Linked DNA regions of Homo sapiens: region 2 is linked to region 1. Evidence: read pairs that join two places in POLR2A ChIA-PET (ENCODE). Cell type or tissue: PC-9. All regions are shown on one strand.

Evidence for each region. ChIA-PET counts read pairs that join two places held together with the same protein. Peaks named below come from ENCODE experiments on the same cell type or tissue, not always from the same donor. Only the 100,000 strongest peaks of a DNase experiment are listed, where the experiment ranks them.
Region 2: POLR2A ChIA-PET joins it to region 1 with 9 read pairs; 2 of 35 experiments call an interaction of 5 or more read pairs at or near these places.

What each region holds. Positions count from the first base shown.
Region 1 is chr20:48,895,483-48,900,482 of GRCh38, forward strand. No RefSeq gene overlaps it. Among named protein-coding and RNA genes, the nearest start is that of ARFGEF2, 24 kb to the right of the region's middle. In PC-9, no CTCF peak of the experiment used is centred here; DNase peaks (open chromatin) are centred at 2,029 and 2,909; H3K27ac peaks cover 2,195 bases.
Region 2 is chr20:49,100,651-49,105,650 of GRCh38, forward strand. No RefSeq gene overlaps it. Among named protein-coding and RNA genes, the nearest start is that of CSE1L, 57 kb to the left of the region's middle. In PC-9, no CTCF peak of the experiment used is centred here; no DNase peak of the experiment used is centred here.

The DNA.
Region 1 (5,000 bases):
CCTTCGGCTTCCCTGGTACCTGAAATGTGCATAAGATGACAGCTGGCAGAGCAGGCAGCTTGGACCATGAGGGGTTAACTACTGGATCTTGCCCCTCATTTCTCTCATCTTTTTTTTCTTTTTTCTTTTTTGAGACAGAGTCTTGCTCTGTTGCCCAGGCTGGAGTGCAGTGGCACAATCTTGACTCACTGCAACCTCTGATTCCTGGGTTCAAGTGATTCTCCTGCCCCAGCCTCCCCAGTAGCTGGGATTACGTGTATGTACCACCATGCCTGGCTAATTTTTATATTTTTAGTAGAGATGGGGTTTCGCCATGTTGCCCAGGCTGGTCTCGAACTCCTGGCCTCAAGTGATCCACCCATCTTGGTCCCCCAAAGTGCTGGGATTACAGACCTTAGCCACCGCGCCCAGCCTTTCTCTCATCTTTATGTGAAAAAATGTCTCTTGACCTCATCTCCAGCTATAACTCCATCTCTTTCCTTCTCTTTGCAGCAAAACTCAAAGAGTCTATATCTCAAATTTCTCTCTTCTTACTCACCCCCGCCCTGCATGTGGCTCTATCCCAGGGTCACTTCAAAGTCCTCATCCATCCTGGACCCCTCAGCAGCATGTGACACAGTTGCTCTCTCTCTCCTTTTTCAAAAAGTTTGGTAAAATATACATAACATAAAATTGACCATTTTAACCAGTGGTATTAAGGGTACAGTTCCAATGAGAAGAGTTGGACACAGGGCGGGGAACATCACACACCGGGGCCTGTTGTGGGGTGGGGGGATGGGGGAGGGATAGCATTAGGAGAAATACTTAATGTAAATGACGAGTTAATGGGTGCAGCAAACCAACATGGCACATGTATACATATGTAACAAACCTGCATGTTGTGCACATGTACCCTATAACTTAAGGTATATAAAAAATTATCTGATAAATAACTTTAAAAAAGGGTACAGTTCTGAAGCATTAAGTACATTTGCACTGTTTTACAACTGTCACCAACATCCACCTCCAAAACTTTTTTGTCTCCTCAAATTGAAAATTTGCATCCAAGCCAAGCACAGTGGCTCACACCTGTAATCCCAGCTACTCGGGAGGCCAATGCAGGAGGATCACTTGAGTCCAGGAGTTTGAGATTAGCTTGGGCAACATAGCAAGACTCCATTTCTACAAAGAATTGAAAAATTAGCCAGACATTGTAGTGTGCACCCGTAGTCCCAGCTACTCAGGAGGCTAGAGCAGGAGGATGACTTGAGCCCAGGAGTTCGAGGCTGCAGTGAGCTATGCTCATGCCACCACACTCCAGCTTGGGAGACAGAGTGAAGCACTGTCTCCAAAAGAAAAAAAAAAAAAAAGGAGGCCAAGCATGGTGGCTCACACCTGTAATCCCAGCATTTTGGGAGGCCTAGGTGGCAGATCACCTGAGGTCAGGAGTTCAAGACCAGCCTGGCCAACATGGTGAAACCCTGTCTCTACTAAAAAGACAATAATTAGCCAGGTGTGGTGGCGGGCACCTGTAATCCCAGCTACTCAGGAGGCTGAGGCAAGAGAATCGCTTGAATCTGGGAGGTGGAGGTTGCAGTGAGCCAAGATCATGCCACTGCACTCCAGCCTGGTGACAGAGTGAGACTCCGTGAAGAAAGAAAGAAAGAAAGAAAGAAGGAAAGAAAGAAAGAAAGAAAGAAAGAAAGAAAGAAAGAAAGAAAGAAAGAAAGAAAGAAAGAAAGAAAGAAAGGAAAGAAAGAAAGGAAAGAAAGAAAGAAAGAAAGAAAGAAAGAAAGAAAGAAAGAAAGAAAGGAAAGAAAGAAAGAAAGAAAAAAAAAAAAAAGAAAGAAATTCTGCATTCACTCCCAATTCTTTCCACCCCACCCCCTCCAGACCCTGGTAACCTCTAATCTATTTTCTGTCTCAATGAATGTGCAGATTCTAGATATTTCAAAAAGTAGAATCATGTAATATTTGTCCTTTGAGTCTAGCTTCTTTCATGCACCATTATGTTTTTGAGACTCACCCAGGTTGTAGCATGTGTCATACTTCATTCCTTTATGTCTGAATCATATTCCATTGTAGGGATAGACCACATTTGTTTATGCATTTATCCACTGATGGACATGTGAGCTCTCTCCACTTTTTGGTCACTGTGAATAATGCTACTATGAACATTCACAGAGGACCTTTGCACGGACACAGATTTTCTCACCTAGGAGTGAAATTAGTGAATCCCATGGTAAATTTAACTTCTTCCCTCCTGAAACAATTTTCTTTCTTAGCTTCCAGGACACATTTGGCTTCCTCCTGCTGTGTCCGCTACTTCTTAGCTTCCTTTCCTGGCTCTCTCTCTTCCTCTCCACCTGCCAGATGTGACGTGCCCCAGGGGATCCCAGACAGGCCCTGTTCTCTATTCTACCCACACCTACTCCCTAGGGATCCCATTTGGGCTCTGACTTTGAAAATCTCTGTATATGCGGATGACTCCAAATTTGTATCTCTGCCTCTTCACTGAACTTCAGGCTCCCCTTGTACATCCAACTGCCACCTGACATCCCCACCGGTCCAGAGTGGAGACTGGGATCATGCCCACAAATCTGTTCCTCCCACAGGCTCCCCATCTCAGTAAACGGCACCTTCATTTTTCCCATTGTGCTGGCCAAAACCTTGGAATCATCCTGGATTCCTCTTTTTTTCCCACACTCTACCTCCAATCCATCAGCAAATCCTGCTGGCTCTGCCTTCAAAATGTACCCAGGATCCGAGGATCGCTTGAGCCCAGGAGTTCGAGGCTGCAGTGAACCATGACTGTGCCACTACACTCCAGCCTGAGCAACAGAGTGAGACTCTGGCTCTTAACAACAACAAACACACACACGTGTACACACACACACACACACACACAAAACAGCCAGGCATGGCGACTCATGCCTATAATCTCAGCACTTTGGAAGGCCGAGGCCGGAGAATCCCCCGAGGCCAGGAGCTGGAAACCAGCCTGGGCAACATAGTAGACCTCATCACTACAAAAAAATTTTTTTAATTAGCCAGGCTGGGCAGGGTGGCTCACACCTGTAATCCTAGCATTTTGGGAGGCCAAGGCGGGCGGATCACTTGAAGTTGGGAGTTCAAGACAAGCCTGGCCAACATGGTGAAACCCCATCTCTACTAAAAATACAAAAATTAGCCAGGCGTGGTGGCGGGAACCTGTAATCCCAGCTACTTGGGAGGCTGAGGCAGGAGAATCACTTGAACTGGGGAGGCAGAGGTTGCAGCGAGCCAAGATTGTGCCATTGCACTCCAGCCTGGATGACAAGGGTGAGACTCTGTCTCAAAAAAAAAAAAAAATTAGGCATGGTAGTGCATGCCTGTAGTCCCAGCTACTTGGGAAGCTGAGATGGGAGGATCACTTGAACCCAGGAGTTCGAGGTTGCAGTGAACTATGATCACACTATAGTACACCAGCCTGGGCAACAGAGATCCTGTAGCTTAAAAACAAAAATGTACCCAAGAGCCAATCACCCTTCACCTCATCCACCTCTGCCCTACCGCAGGGCCAGGTCATCACATGTCTCACCTGGACTCTAGCAATCACCTTCTCCCTGGTGTCTGTGTCCCATCCCTGCCCCGACAGTCTATTCTCCCACATTGCCTGAAGGATCCTGTTAGCACCCAACGTCAGGTCAGGGCTTTCTTTACTCAGAGCCTTCCACGGCTCCCAGCTCACCCAGAGAGCAGCCATAGTCCCCACAATGGCCCACGGGGTCCTATAGGACATGTCTCCTCCCCATTGCCTCTCTGCCTTCACCTCCTCCCACTCTCACCCTGGTTCCCTCTATTCCAGCCATACCAGCCTCATGGCTATTTCTTCAAAACTCCAGTCACACTCTCACTGCATGGCTCTTAGACTTTCTGTTCCTTCTGCTGAAATGCTCTTCCCACACCAACTTCCTTTACCTCCTTCCATTTTTTTCTCAGTGAGACTTTCCTTGCAAACCTACTTAACATTATCCCCCCAACACTTCCTACCTCTTTCTTTTTCTTTCTTTTTTTTTGGAAACAAAGTCTTGCTCTGTTTCCCAGGTTGGAGTGCAGTGGAGCAATCTGGGCTCCCTGCAACCTCTACCTCCCGAGTTCAGGCAATTTTCGTGCCTCACCCGCCTGAGTAACTGGGACTACAGGCACACACCACCATGCTTAGCTAATTTTTGTATTTTTAGTAGAGAGACTGGGTTTTGCCATGTTGGCCAGGCTGGTCTCAAACTACTGGCCTCATGTGATCTGCCTGCCTCAACCTCCCAAAGTGCTGGGATTACAGGTGTGAGCCACCGTGCCCTGCCCTTACCCCATTCTCTGCTTTATTTTTCTCTAGAGCACTCATCTCCATCTACCATGCTGTACATGTTACATATTGTCCTGTTCACTGTCTGTCTGCCTGCACTGGAATGCAAGGAAGAGATGAGGACTTGCTCCCTGGAGTAGCCCCAGCACCTAAAACAGTAACTGACACATATCTGTTAACTGAATTAACACAAACTAAGCCAAAAAAAAAAGGACTTGTTGGCTAATAGACCTGAAAAAATCTGGGACTGGGATAGCTTCAGGCATGGCTAAATCCAGGAGCTCAATACCATCAGAACTCATTCTTTCCATGCCTTGGCTGTGTTTTCCTCTGGGTTAACCTCACTCACAGGCTAACTCCCCAAGCATGGCAATTGCAGCTCTTTCCCCTTTTCCCATTATTCCTGCAGGATTTCAAGTCTCAAGGGAACAATTTGGGTCATGTGTCTATTCCCAATCACTGTGGCCAGAGGATGGACAGCTCTAAAGGGCTGAAAGCCCAGGAGGCAGCCAGGGGAGTGTGAACCTTCCAGAAGCTTTTCTGATGGCCCCACTCAGCAACTCTGCCTCCAGCTCATTAGCCCAAACTCGCTGGTCATTCCCAGCTTCAAGCACCTTTGGGAAAGTGGAGGCTTTATCTTGCCAGCCTCCAAAAAGAGCAAAAGGCAAGGGGAAAG
Region 2 (5,000 bases), 210 kb after region 1:
CATGCCGAGCTAATTTTTTGTATTTTTTAGTAGAGACGGGGGTTTCACCATGTTGGCCAGGCTGGTCTCGAACTCCTGGCCTCAAGTGAACTGCCTACCTGGGTCTCACAAAGTGCTGGGATTACTGGCTTGAGCTACCACACATGGCCTCAACTCTTCATTATTAAATTGGTTTTGTGTTAGGTGATTTTGCCCAGCTGTAGGTGAATGTAAGCGTTCTGAGCATGTTTGAAGTAGGCTAGACTGAGCTAGGATGGTGGGTCGGTTAAGTGTATTAAAATGCATTTTAACTTATGATATTTTCAGTTTATGGTGAGTTTATCAGGATGTGACCCCATCGTAAGTTGAGGAGCATCTGTAATAGCATTTTGTTTTTTAAAAATATTTAATCATCTTTGTCAATGTCTCTTGAATCCTCAGCGTTGACAACGAAGATGTGTCCCTACCCTCTGCCTCTCAGGCTTGCTAATTGCTGGGTTCTGCTTTCACTTTCACATTGTTGAAGGAGATATTTCCAGTTGTTTTCTGTGCATTATCTGTAGTTCCCTTTTAAAAGGTGAAGCTGATAAACACTTGTTATGACAGTGTGAACTGGGCTTAATGCTGTGTCAAGCAGTGTGCAAAGATTACATTTCCCTCTCCTCATGTCTTGACTTCTGCATCCCTCAAGAGAGAATGAATGTTCGTAAGGTTAAGGTCAAATGGAATGGAGTTTGCTCCTCATATTTCATCAGTTGCTCAAAGGTACTCCCCATTTTAGCTTGTGTTCTGTTTGGATCCTGACTTTCTCATGGTGGTTTTTCTGGACTTTTATTAGCTTTCTTTTTCATCCTGGGTATTACATGGCGTGCCTTCCACTCTGCCCCTGGATTTCTTTTTACAGCCCTGGCTCTTGTGGGCCACAACAGTTCTTGAGGTAGGCTGCTAGGGTTCCCCATTGGAGCCTCTCCATTCCAGTGTTCCAGGGGGCAGATGAGCTCCTATCCCCACTGGCCTGTCTTGCTGGTGTTCAGGGCCCTGGCTTCCACTTTGCGAGGTCACCTTTCAGGATTCATGTGTATCCACTTTGCTGTGTCAGAAACTCCCTACTGCTGACCTCCCTCTCCTCTTTGCTGTCATTAATGGATTCTCATTGTGGGAGATAAACGTGTGCTCAGCCTAGAATACCACATGATTTTTTTTTTCTTGATTCATTGCTTTTGCCTGTTAGCCTTGTTGTTCTAAAGTAGTTCATTTTTCTACTCTACTTTTCCTTTCCCCTCAATGACCCCCACCCCAAAACTGTGCCTAAATACTATTCATGCAGTCTTTGAGAATCAAACAGGTTCACACTCTTATTCCTGAGTACAGAAACTTACCGAATCACACAGCTGGATAAAGCCGGGATTGAAACCCTGGCAGTCTGGTTTCCAGAGCATTCTGGCTTAGCCACTTATGCCATGGTTTGGCAAAAGTTAGAAACAGCTAATCAGCTAATAAGGGCATGATCACAAGGCATTTTGCTAATAAGTTTTTAAAATATACACTATGGGTGTTTTTTGGTTGTGACAATTCTTGGGTCCCTATTCATAGGAGCATCCCCCGCACCAATCCCTAGGCACAATCCTGTATCCAGCCTGCTGGACATGACCGTTTATTCCATTTCGTAAACCCTAAGCATTTGCTCTGCAAACCTCCTCCTGCTTGGTCCTTGCTCTTACTCCTTGTCTGAGAAACATGGTGGCTGAGCTTTGTGACTGCAAGGCAGGGCTCATCCTTAGGGTCTACCCTGAGGTATTCTTAGTAGGACTGCTCTTTGATAGGGCAAAGGAGTTTCATGGACCCTTTGAAAATAATTTAGAGGCATTTTCCTTTGGTTTCTCTGAATGAGCTAAGAACCCCTGATAATAAGGAACTGCTGTGGGCTGATGGTCAGTTCCTCCAGCCCCTCCATTCTAGGAAGGTGTCTGGTAAAGCAGCTCACTGTGTGGTTGGGGAAGGGAGACAAACTATGAAGTTGTGCCGATTTCTGGGTTTTTTCCCTTACACATGGGATGGTGTGAGATAAAAATCTGGCAACATAGACGCAGTGTTCATGTCAAGAAAGAGCCACAATAGGTAAGTCCCAAGACTGTTTTCTCAGACCTCATGGAAAAGGAGACCTCTTGGAGAAGTGAGAAGCAAAACGAGAACAGGTTTATTCACCTTGGACTGGAAAGATAACGCCTTGTAAGCAGTTAGAGGCAACGCTTTTGGATCCAGAGGGGAAAAGGATCGCTGCTCCCAGCAACCTGTGCTTCTGCAGCAAATAGCAGAGAAGACAGATCCCGAGTCCCTCTTAAGTGGGTCCAGCAGGGCACGGGGAGGAGAAGCTTGGCACTCGCCAGGTCCTCCCCATCCAAGACAGAGGAAGTCTTGGTGTCCTGGAAAGGCCAGGCAACCCCTGCCACAGGTTTGATGTCCAGGTGGAGGCAGCCCCACACAAAGAGCCTCCTCTGCCATGTTTATCGATCTCAGGCGGGAACCAGGGAAGACGTCTCTAAAGTGGTGCCTGCACAGCATCCTGGCCAGTCAGGAGGAAGCAGCAACCTAAGCCAACTGCCACAGGTTGGCCCTTCCAAACCCCAGCCATGGGAACACCTGGCCCTCCCCACTGTGCTTAGGAACTGAGTGCTTAGGAAACTAAAGGATGGATTTGGCCACGGGATGGGCCAGAGGTGCTCCAGAGCCAGCTGAGGCACATCAGGCCAAAGTCACCCTGCACTTCCCCTGAGGCAGCAGTTCCCACCAGGATTCACAAGATTTGGAGTGCTGTCAGAGGAACCGCAGTCATTTATGGCTGTATATTTTGTACTAGAAAAAAGTCACTAGGAATTCATGGGTGATATTGCTTAGGACAGTGGTTCTTAAAGTACCGTCAACATCACTTAGCACCTAAGTGCTTAGTAGAAACTACTTCATCAAAAACTCTGGGAATGAGACCCAGCAACCTTTTAACAACCCATCCAGGTGATGGGATGCATGTTCAATTTGGTGAGCCATGACTTAGGATAAAGCTAAGTAAAAGTAAGTAAGACATAGACGGTAGCAAAAATTGTGAAGATCAGGTTTGAGAACAGTGGTCTAAAGCTTCATGACCACAAAAATTGGAAGGGACCACATTTTAAAGATGTGAAATTAACAGCTTTACTTTTGTGCAAGAGGTGGCAGAAAAAAGATGAGCTGTGGTAATTAGGGCCCATGGGGCTGAGCATCATCACCCCGGGAGCTATGGGCCTCGCTGGGCCAAAAATAATGTGGCCCCTGGGCTGCAGAAGTTCTGAGCATTTCCAGTTTTCTTAGCTGAAGTTTGATTCAGCCTTGAACGGTGTTTACATTGTACTTGTTCATAAATCCAAGGAACCAGGAAAGAAACTTACTAAGACTCAGAATTTTCAGGCACACATTACAAAGTTGCCAGCACATTTTCAGCCACCCACCAGGTGCACATACACTCTGCGTACAGAACAGACACCAGTCAGAGGTTTGCACAGCAAAAGGGCCAAGCGACTTCCAAACTACAGAGAATCTCAGGCCATCTGCCTTGGGAGGTCTTTTGGCAGCCATAACAAATAGACTCAAAAAGGCAACTACTACAAAGAACAGAGTCTGAAGAAGTGACGCACAGGATGCTGACAGACCCTTAGTAGAGATCCTTATTCCAAAGGGGCATCAGCTGCCTGCTAATCCATCCAGGGTCAGGAGGAGATTCCTAGTGAGGCCGCTACTGCAGTCTAAGGAGTGGGAACAATCACTAGCCAGACTGGAGCAGCCCAGCTCTGAAGAGGAGGGGCTGTCACCTGATCCTGCCTGTGCCCCATCAAGCTCTGGAGACCAAGCAAAATCAAAGCTCCAGGCACACCTCAAAGCTCGCTTGACAACTGAAAGAGCCATTGTGTGTGCACTGTAGGTAAGGTCGTGGTAGAGCTGCCTGGGAAAGGGTGGAAGACACACTAAGATTTATGATTGGATACAGGGCTTGTGGGCAACTTCCAAATTTTTCATAATCTACTTTTAAATTAAAAAACCATCTTAGGCCAGGCATGGTGACCCATGCCTCCCAGCACTCTGGGAGCCAAAAGTGGGAGGATTGCTTGACCTCAAGTTTGAGACCAGCCTGGGTACACAGTGAGACCACATCTCTACAAAAAAAATTTTTGTAATTAGCTGGGCATAATGGCACATACCTGTAGTCCCAGCTATTCAGTAGGCTGAGGCAGGAAGATCAGCCTGAGCCTGGGAAGTCAAGGCTGCAGTCAGCCATGATCACACTGGTCTGAGCCTGGGTGACAGGGGGACCCTGTCTCCAAAAAACCCCAAACAAAAAATAATTTTAAAAATTACTGGCTGGGCATGGTGGCTCACACCTATAATCCCGCACTTTGGGAGGCCAAGGCAGGTGGGTTACCTGAGGCCAGGAGTTCGAGACCAGTCTGGCCAACATGGTGCAACCCTGTCTCTACTAAAAATACAAAATGAGCCTGGTGTGAGGGCACGCACCTGTAATCACAGCTACTCAGGATGAGGCAAGAGAATCACTTGAACCTGGGAGGTGGAGGTTGTAGTGAGCTGAGATTGTGCCATTGCACTCCAGCCTGGGGGACAAGACTGAAACTCGGTCTCAAAAAGCAAAACAAAATTGCTACTATACATAGACTGCTTTACTGTTGTCATTGCAGACCTGATGTTTGTAGGTTTCAGTGAATGTAAAAGAATGTGTGGATGAACGGTTTTGTTGTTGTTTTTGAGACAGAGTTTCGCTCTTGTCACCCAGGCTGGAGTGCCATGGTGCAGTCTCGGTTCGCTGCAACCTCAGCCTCCCCAGTAGCTGGGATTACAGGTGCCCACCACCACGCCCGGCTAATTTTTAGTAGAGACGGGGTTCCATCATGTTGGCCAGGCTGGTGGTCTTGAACTCCTGACTGCAGCTGAGCCACTTTACCCGGCCAGATGAATGCATTTTTTAAATATTAAACTTAGGT